Linked DNA regions of Homo sapiens: region 2 is linked to region 1. Evidence: chromatin contacts called from ENCODE Hi-C or POLR2A ChIA-PET data. All regions are on one chromosome and are shown on one strand. The core of a region is the stretch at or near the end of the contact, and the rest is flanking DNA. Distances in the headings are between cores, read along the strand shown. Region 1 overlaps NSMCE1-DT (NSMCE1 divergent transcript). Region 2 overlaps IL21R (interleukin 21 receptor).

Region 1 (4,964 bases), core at 1,387-3,886:
AGCCATGAGCCACTGCACCCAGCCCATAGCATGGCATTGACTACAGTTCTGCGTTGGTCATTTAAAGTCTCCACATTTAGCCCTGTCCTTTCTCCCATGCCCTAGTATTTTATTTATTTATTTATTTATTTATTTATTTATTTATTTATCTATGAGACAGGGTGGTCTCACTCTGTCACCTAGGCTGGAGTGCAGTTGTGCGACCTCGGATCACTGAAACCTCCACCTCCAGGTTTCAAGCGATTCTTCTGCCTCAGCCTCCCAAGTAGCTGGGATTACAGGCACCTGCCACAACGCCCAGCTAATTTTTGTATTTTTAGTAGAGATGGGGTTTTGCCATGTTGGCCAGGCTAGTCTCGAACTCCTGACCTCATGTGATCCATCTGCTTCGGCCTCCCAAAGTGCTGGGATTCCAGGCGTGAGCCCCCCGACCTGGCCCATGCCCTCGTGTTTCATGATCCACACCTTGAGCATGTTCTCTCACACCTCTTGCCCTCAGAATGCCTAGGGCAAAGTCATTGTCTCTCGCGAGCTAACTTCTGTGCTTGGACGGTGTCACCATCCAATTAAGCAAGCTGGAAATGATGTTGTCATTGTTGACTTCCCTCTCTGTCTCTCTTTCCCATTCTCGCTTGTGAAAGACAGTCACAGCAGCCATGGGCTGTGCACTCTGCTTCTTTTTTTATTTCCCAGCTTTTAGGTTTTGGGGGTACCTGTTCAGGCTTGTCACATGGGTAAATGGTGCGTCGCTGAGGTTTGGGGTACAAATGACCCCATCACCCAGGTACTGAGCATAGTACCCAATAGGAAGCGTATCAACTCTTGCCCCCTCCTACCATCCTCCCTCTAGAAGTCCCTCGTGTCTATCGTTCCCATGTTAATGACCATGCATGTTCAATGTTTAGCTCCCACTTATAAGCGAGAACATGCAGTATTTGGTTTTCTGTCCCTGTGTTAATTCACTGAGGATAACAGTCTCCAGCTGCAACCATGTTGCTTCAAAGGACATGATCTCATTCTTTTTTATGGCTGCATAGTATTCCACGCAGTACCCTCCACTTCTGTGTTCATTTTCACATCTGGCTTATTTCCCACTCCTTGCTGCTTCTGCCCTGGTCCAGCCCCACCCTCCTCTCACCTGAAGTAAAGCTATATCCTCCAAGCTGCTTTCCCTGTTTTTTGTTGCTTGTGACATCCTCTGTATGTCGCCTACTGTGAGGCGAAAGCAACTCCATTTTGGATGCAGATCCACCATGTTGACTTAAGATTCACCACAGTTGCAGGAATGCCTCTAAGATTTCTACTTACTGCAAAGCCTGCCCTTAGGTCAAAACAACCTTGATGTTATTGTAAACACATGCTAATCATAAATCCTGCCCTTAGGCAATTTCCCTATGGTATATAAGCCCTGGTCTTGGGGCTGGGAGGTAGCAGCACAGGGGACTACTATTTCTCAACCATTGGATACGTGGCTTCTCTTCACAAGTCCCAGTTAAATGCTTCTTTCTAGGAAGCCACGGCTCCAGCCTATAATCCCAACACTTTGGGGGACTATGGTTGGAGGATCACTTGAACCCAGGGCTTTGAGGCCAACATGGACAACATAGTGAGGCCGTTTCTACAAAACATTAAAAAAAAATTAGCCAGGTGTGGTGTGTGACTTGTAGTCCCAGCTACTCGGGAGGCTGAAGTGGGAGGACTGCTTGAGCCCAGGAGGTTAAAACTGTAGTGAGTTCTGATCACATCACTTCACTCTAGCCTGGGTGACAGAGTAAGCCCCTGTCTCTAAAAACAACAATGACAACAACAACAAAAATTTGTCTCTGAAAAACTGGGTTTGTCAGCCTCTTTCTTCAACCTCTCAGCTTCCTCGGCCTTTGGGGTAGGTTTGTACTGACCTCCCACTGTGTATCACTGGCCAGTTATCGTCGCACTTCTTCTTCCCTCCTGATTAATTCAGGCTGCAATGGCCCACACATGCCTGGAGAATGAATCAGGGTTGACTTAGGCCAGAAATAACAATCCCACTTCCCTTTCACGGATTCTGACTTGCCCAGGCTTCCTTGCAGTAAGAGGTGCTGATGTGATTCAGTTTTTGCCAACAAGATCCACAGGGGAAATCTGGGAAGAGGCCCATGAAGAGAAAGACCTCCTGCCCTACCTCTTTCCTGGCACCATCATTTTCATCTGTGGCACTGAACACCTGTAAGGCCTAGCTCCAGACTTACCTTTCCTCCAACATGACCCACTTATGTTGCCAGTCACTTCTTACCTACCTTATGCTGGAGCTGGGGGTAGGGGCTTGGGAATTCAGGTCAGTTACATCATGCATCATAGTTGGTCTCCAAAGATGGCCCCAAATGAAGCCACCTCCCAGTGTTCGTGTTCTTATGCAGCCCTCTCCACTCTGAATCTGCACTGGTCCTCTGAAATATGTTAACTCACAGAATAAAAAGATAATGATGCTGTGCTAGTCTGGGCCCAAGCCTGAGGAAGAACAAGATATTCTGATGTTATCCTCTCCGGAGCCCTGAGCCAGCACACAAGAAACCCAACTGCCCTGAGACTGCCACGTTTTGAGGAAATGTAAGCTGACCACAAGGAGAGGCCACGTGGAGGAGAACTGAGACTCTCAGCCAACATGGAGGACCAGGCTCCAATCTCATGATGTAGTATGAGCCATTCCAACCAGCCTCCACCCATTTGCGTCCCCTGAGTTGACACCACGGGAAGGAAAGATAAGCTGGGTAAGTTGGGGTGAAAATGTAACTGCAAATCATATCCTCTGTTCAATCTCAATAGCCTTCTCATTTTTTTTTTTTTTTTTGAGACAGGGTTTCACTCTGTTGCCCAGGCTGGAGTGTGGTGGCAAAATCATGACACACTGCAGCCACAGCCTCCCAAGGCTCAGGTAATCCTCCCACGTCAGCCTCCTGAGTAGCTAGGACTATAGGCATGCACCACCATGCCTGGCTAATTTTTAAATTTTTTGTAGATACAGGATCTCCCTGTGTTGCACAGGCTGGTCTCAAACTCCTGGGCTCAAGGGATCCTCCCGCCTTGGCCTTCCACAGTGCTGGGACTACAGGTGTGAGCCGCTGCACCCAGCCAGCCTTCTCTTTCTTGCAAATGATTGCACTCTTCTGCAGCTTCACTTTGCTTACACGGGCCTCTCAGCCTGCATTACCTTTCCTCTGCATCAGTTATCCCATCCTCTAAAGCTAATCTGGAAAGCCCCCACTTCTATAAACCTTCCAGATGATGTCAACTCTGAAGAGTGGGTATTTGGACCAGCTCTGCAGCAAGTGTGTACTTTTGCTCACTATGCACCTACCCTCCCTCTCTTGTTGTAACAGCACCCCAGTTTTGTTTGGATGAACTCCCCCCACCACCTTTTAGTGCAACTCTGTCAATCAAGTTGTCCATTAACTTGTGTTTCAAGTGGGACGTAGAACCCGCCTGGGCCAATCAGTTGTTTCTCTCTCTCTCTCTCTCTCTCTCTGTCTCTCTCTCTCTCTCTCTGCTCTTACTCTTTCTCCAGTGCAAATCCTGAGAGGGTGACAGATAGCTGAAAATGGATGACAGCCTGACCAGACCTCCATAAGCTGCTGCTGGCAAGGTCTGCCAAGTTCTCTGGTCCACATTCAGTCCCAAATCTGAGGCTCCAGCATTTTCATTTGAGTCTACGAGCCACCCTGGAGCAGAGACAGTAATGCTCGCCAATGATTCCATTGTTCCCTTTCATTTCCCAGTGTTCTGGCATTTAGGGAAGATCTTGTGACTAGTTCTCACCAGAGATCCTAGAGTAGAAAGGACACATGTCACTTTCAGGCTGAGGCAGTAAAAACCCCCTGTGCAAACCCCCAGCCTCTTTCTTCCCCTGCCATGGTCACACCAACAAGGCTTCATGTTTCAGGGCTGCAGCCACCAGATGGTGGAACCTCCATTAGTCTGAGTGAAAGGAGGGCAGAGCCTACTGCTGATCCACATGTGGTAGATTCCACTACCTAGAAATAATAATTTTGAGAATGTTTGTTATAGCAGCATGACCTGGACTGTCCTGAATAATATACACCAATACCCTTCCTACCCTTCCAATAAACTTTTTTTGCTTAGATTATCACATCAGTTTCTTGTACCTAAACCAGCTTAACTGATAAACTAACAGCACTTAGTAGCAATTTCTTTTTCTTTCTTTCTTTTCTTTCTTTCTTCTTTCTCTTTCTTTCTTCTTTCTTTCTCTCTCTCTCTTTTCTTTTTTTTTTTGAGACAGGGTCTCACTCTGTCACCCAGGCTGAGTGTAGTGGTGCAATCTATGGCTCACTGTAGCCTTGAACTCTACAGTGGGCTCAAGCAATCCTCCCATTTCAGCCTCCCCAGTAGCTGGGACCACAGGCCTGTGAGCTCTGCAGCCTTGAACTCTGCAGATGGGCTCAAGCAATCCTCCCACCTCAGCCTCCCCAGTAGCTGGGACCACAGGCCTGTGAGCTCTGCAGCCTTGAACTCTGCAGATGGGCTCAAGCAATCCTCCCACCTCAGCCTCCCCAGTAGCTGGAACCACAGGCGTGTGCCACCACACGTTGCTAATTTTGGTATTTTTAGTAGACACGGGGTTTCACCATGTTGCCCAGGCTGATCTCAAACTCCTAGGGCTCAAGCGATCCTCCTGCCTCAGTCTCTCAAAGTGCTGGGATTACATGGGTGAGACATTCCACCTGGCCAGCAATTCCTTTGTTGATTACACTTACTAATGTGCATTTATCTTATTTTTTCTTGCCAGCTGAGAGCAACCTGACCTAAGGACTACGGAGATTCATCTTTGCATCTTACCACACTGCTGAGCACTTTCTTGATAAGATTTGTTAAGATGAATGTAAAAACTGAATGAAAATGAAATTTTTGTTTTGTTTTTAGAGACAAGGTCTCTCTTTGTCATCCAGGCTGGAGTGCAGTGGTGTGATCAT
Region 2 (5,186 bases), core at 1,929-4,428, 160 kb before region 1:
GGAGGGCGAGGAGCGCCTGTCCCACTTGCTCCTGACCCTTGGTCGTACCTCCAGGCCTTTGTCCAAGCTCTTCCCTCTGCCCCAAATAGCTGGTACATGTAACAACGCCTATTCATTTTTCCTTTTTTTTTTTTTTTATGAGACGTAGTCTCGCTCTGTCACCCAGGCTGGAGTGCAGTGGTGTGATCTCTGCTCGCTGCAACCTCCATCTCTCAGATTCTCCTGCCTCAGCCTCCTGAGTAGCTGGGGTTACAGGCACCCGCCACCGCACCCAGCTAATTTTTGTATTTTTAGTAGAGACTGGGTTTCACCACGTTGCCCAGGCTGGTCTCAAACTCCTGACCTCTAATGATCTGCCCGCCTCGGCCTCCCAAAGTGCTAGGATTACAGTCATGAGCCACCACTCCCAGCCTCCTATTCATTTTTCGAAGTCCAACCAACACCACCTCCTCCCTGAAGCCCCCTACTCCTCTTGATGTTCTCTCTGGGCTACCATCGGTGAGCTGGGACTCACTCATACCAGCCAGGAGGGCAGATTGTGCATATCTCTTCCCAACTCTGTGTTTAGACTCAAATCAGGAGCATGAAATTACACCATGGAAATAAGCAAATGCTACAAATCAGGCTTTATTGAGTGCCTACTATGTGCCAGGCTGGGACTAAAGGCAGTGAACAAAATAGAGTTGCTGGCCTGGTATAACTTGTGTTTTATCTTTATCTTTGTTTCCAGTATGCATTTATCTCTGTCTATCCAACCAATCATTCTTCCTTCAAGCTTTTTATTAAAGCCATTAAGAGTAATATCAAAGACTTTTGCACCAACTTAATACCATCTTCCTATCCACCCACACATCCATCCATCCTCCATCCACCCTCCTACCTACTAATCCCTCCTTTCAGGTGAGCCAGCTCTTGTCTCCAACTTTTATTTTTAAGAGACAGGGTCTTGATCTGTGACCCAGGCTGGAGTGCAACGGTGTAATCACAGCTCACTGCAGCCTCAAATTCCTGGGCTCCAGCGATCCTCCCACCTTAGCCTCCCGAGTAGCTGGGACTATAGGCAAGCACCACCACACCTGGCTAATTTTTTTAAAAAATAATAATTTTTGTAGAGATGGGGCCTTGCTATGTTGCCCAGGCTGGTCTCGAACTCCTGGCCTCAAGTGATCCACCTTCCTTGGCCTCCCAAAGTGCTGAGATCACAGGTGTGAGCCACTACGCCCGGCCCTCCAACTTTGCTCCTCTGTGTTTATAAGCTGAGTTCCCTTCAAAGGTGGGATTCTGAGGAGCCTCATCTGCCCCAGTCCAGAGTCCCCCAATCTGGCCTCAGGCCTTCCCCAACCATCTGTGTTCCCCTCCGCCACCCAGCAAGCTCTGGGTGCAGGAGAGCTGTGCTGCTTTCCTGGGAGCCTGTGGCTCAGGTGGCACCCACAGGTGGCTCCTGGAACCTGTTGCCCCCAAGAAGGTGTGAAAACCACAGCACATCTGGACCCAAGAGTCCCTAGGGTGCAGGTGCACGGGGTGTTGAGGGCTGCGCCTGCTCCGTGCAGAAGCTGTGTTTCCACTCTTGTGCTCCCATCCAAGTCTCACACCCCCCGATCCCAGGCTCACAGTCCCACTCTTATAACCATCAGTGTTCTAGAACCTTCCAGCCTCCTGCCAGGCACCGAGGACTCTCATGCATTCTCTCAGCTACCTCTCCCAACCACCCCACTTCACAGATGAGTCACGAAGGAACCTTCCGCAGGACTGACCTGTGCTGACTTCCAACCCGACCCTGTTGCAAAAGCATGGGTGAGCTAGAGCTGGCTCCTCCAGCACAGCCCTGCAGCCTGCAGTCTGACCTTTGGGGAGGAAGACGGGGCCGGGCCAGGGTGGCCCCAGCTCTACTAAAAATACAAAAATTAGCCAGGCGTGGTGGTGTGTGCCTGTAATTCCAGCTACTCTGGGGCTGACGCAGGAAATCGCTTGAACCCGGGAGACAGAGGTTGCAGAGAGCCGAGATCGCACCACTGCATTCCAGCCTGGGCGACGAGAGTGAGACTCTGTCTCAAAAGAAAAAAAAAAAAAAGAAAAAGAAAATGTTGCTAAGAAATATTTTCTTAGCTTCTTAATTCACATTTCAACAGGTTCTCTGACAAATCATTGACAAACAACTTGACCTCCCTTCAATTCTCCAGGATGAACAAATAAGACAGGATTTATTGGCAGGATTGAATTGGGGCAGGGTAGGGGGCCCAGCAGGATGTGTGGCCGGAGCACACTGCATAGTTCCAACCTGCAGCCCCCTCCATGAGTGCCACGGGGGGTGGGTCCCATGAGCCATGGCCTGCTACGTAATTGGTGTTTAATAAATATCTCTTGGGTGCATAAAGGGAATTTTTAAAAACTTAGTAGCAGAAGTTAGAAAAAGAAATCTTGGTTGGTGGGGAGCTGTTTCCAAGAGACGAAACGGACTGATTTTAAGCCTGGAAACCCCCCCGAGTGGCCCTCTGCAGGCGGGACGGCCCCGCGGGTGCCCAGGCTGTCGCTGACGATTGATGTTCTCACCCCCGCCCGCCTCGGCTCTGGCCGCAGAAGGAAGGAAGCTGACGTTTATTGAGGGTCTGCTCTGGGCTGCGTACCGTACACGGGTGACATCGCCAATTTCCCCCAGGTGTGTCATGCCTTCCCCACTGTCTGGATAAGGAAACTCTAGCCCAGAGAGGGGAGGCGACTTGGCTCAGGTAGCACAGCCAGAAGGTATCAGAGTCGGGATTCAGACCTTCGTCCAGGGGCCGCCCAAAAAATTGCCATTCCCGAGGTCACCATGGGCTCACTCCATCCCCTTTCGCTTCCTGTTGGCAGGTGATAAGGAACAATATGGACTTCTTGCAGCTCCTGGAGGCAGACGCTGGAGGGCTGGGCTCCGCCTCAGTCACAGGCAATGCCCTGATCCCACAAAGCCCCGGAGATGCTGTGGACCAACTTGCAACACAAGACCCTAGGAGGGAGGACGGCTGTTGTCATCTGTTGACCACAAACACGTTTACTGTGCACACTTGTGCACATGGGTGAGCTCCGTGAGTCCAGACATGCACAGGGCAGGTGAATGCATGGAGTACCATGGGCATTATCCCAGGCCCACAGGCACGTGCAATCACACACACACGTGGACATGCCACTGCGCACCTAAGACACACACACACACACACATGCATATGCACACACACACATATGCACACACACACACAGACACTGTAAACATCAGGCTCAAAGGCCCATCCAGGAGACCAAAGGCTGCAGGTGTCTTCACATCACAGCCCAGGTGACCTTGTCTCTGGCTCAGGGCCCAGTGGCCTGGCCAGCTCTGGACATCCAGTCAGCCTCATTAGCTGGCCTGGGGTCCAGGGCTCGAAAGTGGCGGAGGAATGACCACCCACTGGCGGAGGTAGCTCCGGGGGGGTCCTTCGTCCCCGGGGCTGGTGAAGTCACACTCCACAGGGCTGCTGCAGTCAGAGCCCACAAAGCCACTGTCAAACGTGTCCATATCCAGGCCGGCCAGGGGTGAGCCCGCCTCACTCTCTGAGACCCCTCCAGGTGACCGGCCACCCCAGGGCAGTCCCCCAGCCCAGTCCTCCCCATCTGCAAGGGGTGGCTTTAGTCTGTCCAGGAGGCTTCCCAGGGGCCCTCCTAGCCCAGGGCTGCCAGCTGAGACACAGCCACAGGACAGGACTGTGGTCCCTGCATCCAAGAGTGGGTCCTCTAGGCCTGGGCTGGGCTCCAGGCCAGCATCCAGGTCCAGGGCTGGGTAGCCGTCATCCTCACAGCTGCAGGGCCAGGTGCATGGCCCCTCTGCATCTAGCACAGTCACTGTGTCAATGGACACCAGGCCGTATGGCCGATCCCTCTCCTCACTGTAAGCTGAGCCCCCCGAGTTCTGGGCTGTCGGCCAGAAGCTGGGCTTGGGCACACCGTCAGACTCCACCAGCTCTGCTGGTTCTTGTAGCTCCGTGAGCTGCAGCCTCTTGGCCGGGCTCCGTGGTGGGTGGCAGCTGTACACCTCCAGGGTGGAGGGCACCTCTGGGCTCCAGGGTCCCAGCTCCAGGCTGGAGCCAGTGAAGGGTGCACCCACCCATTTCTGTGAGAGAGAAAAAGAGAGAGTCATAGCACAGGATGAGGGTAAGGTGAGGGTTTATTTTTCTTTTACTTTTATTCTTTTGAGACAGTCTGGCTCTGCTGCCCAGGCTGGAATGCAGTGGTGCCATCTCGGTTCACTGCAACCTCTGCCTCCCAGGATCAAGTGATTCTCCTGCCTCAGCCTCCCAAGTAGCTGGGACTACAGGCGCCTGTCACCACACCCGGCTAATTTTTGTATTTTTAGTAGAGACGTGGTTTCACCATGTTGGCCAGACTGATCTTGAACTCCTGACGTCAGGTGATCCACCCGCCTCAGCCTCCCAAAGTGTTGGGATTACAGGCGTGAGTCACTGTGCCCAGCCAAGGTGAGGGTTTAAACAGACAGAAAGACAGACACAGACACAGAGACAAGACAAAGAGACATCAAGAGAGACAGACAGAGACATGAAGATAGACAAAGACACCGAGAGACAGAGAGAGAGAGAGGAATCAGGACCACAATGTGCTCCCACCCTAGTGGATCCCCCTCCTACTCTGGGCCTCAGTTTCCCTACTTGTAGAAGGGAGTTGCTACCCTTAGTAGTGTGACCAGTCAGACAACTGGTGGCCCCATAGTCCAGGCAGGGACCAAGATTCCTGAGTCAAGGAGACATGGGGGCAGGAGGGCCTGAGGTCTGAGGTACCCCTGAGCCATCTCCTGCTTTCCCGCCTCCTTGATGCTTCTTGAAACCTAGCACTCTCCTGGTTTATGTGTCCCCACCAGACAGACACTTGGCCCCCGGACATAAGTCTTGTCTCTTCTGTCCATGGCTGTAGCCCCAGTGCCTAGCACAAAGTAGGTGCTCAATAAATGTTTATTAACGAAATGAATGGGTGGAGTGGATCAATGAAAAGCCACTTGGAAAGGCCTTTGTACACTTTGAGGATAAAGGATGTGGGTGATGCTGGCTGAGGCGGTGGCCCTTAAACTTGAAGGACCCTCCCCTTCCCTCCCCTGCCAGGACTCCCACTCACGACACCAGAATCCTCATGCAATTGGCAAGGAAAATCCCCAGGAATGGGTATCT

Evidence for each region. A loop is a pair of places that touch in the nucleus more often than their neighbours do. ChIA-PET counts read pairs that join two places held with the same protein, here RNA polymerase II (POLR2A). Pooled maps may share reads with other maps.
Region 2: a pooled map shows a loop between it and region 1 (2.4-fold over the local background). The contact joins two enhancer-like sites. A Hi-C loop is called at or near these places in 1 of 37 single-sample maps with no recorded cell type and 6 of 50 pooled maps. POLR2A ChIA-PET finds 5 or more read pairs at or near these places in 5 of 52 experiments (Caco-2, K562, OCI-LY7 and 2 more).

The regions. Positions count from the first base shown.
Region 1 is chr16:27,283,679-27,288,642 of GRCh38, reverse strand. It overlaps NSMCE1-DT (NSMCE1 divergent transcript), which reads right to left. Exons shown (of 5, transcript NR_037184.1): 3 at 1,899-1,981. Among named protein-coding and RNA genes, the nearest start is that of NSMCE1, 17 kb to the right of the region's middle. Within about 2 kb of position 2,636, at least 12 of the 41 ENCODE cell types and tissues checked have a DNase peak (open chromatin) inside an H3K27ac peak, as active enhancers do.
Region 2 is chr16:27,447,468-27,452,653 of GRCh38, reverse strand. IL21R (interleukin 21 receptor) reads right to left here. Exons shown (of 9, transcript NM_181078.3): 9 at 612-4,120. The coding sequence ends at 3,371. IL21R-AS1 (IL21R antisense RNA 1) reads left to right here. Exons shown (of 3, transcript NR_037158.1): 3 at 2,848-4,985. Among named protein-coding and RNA genes, the nearest start is that of IL21R-AS1, 3.3 kb to the left of the region's middle. RefSeq lists enhancers at 1,889-2,038, 2,379-2,428, 2,449-2,608, 2,269-3,146, 3,409-3,648 and 1 more. Within about 2 kb of position 3,178, at least 2 of the 41 ENCODE cell types and tissues checked have a DNase peak (open chromatin) inside an H3K27ac peak, as active enhancers do.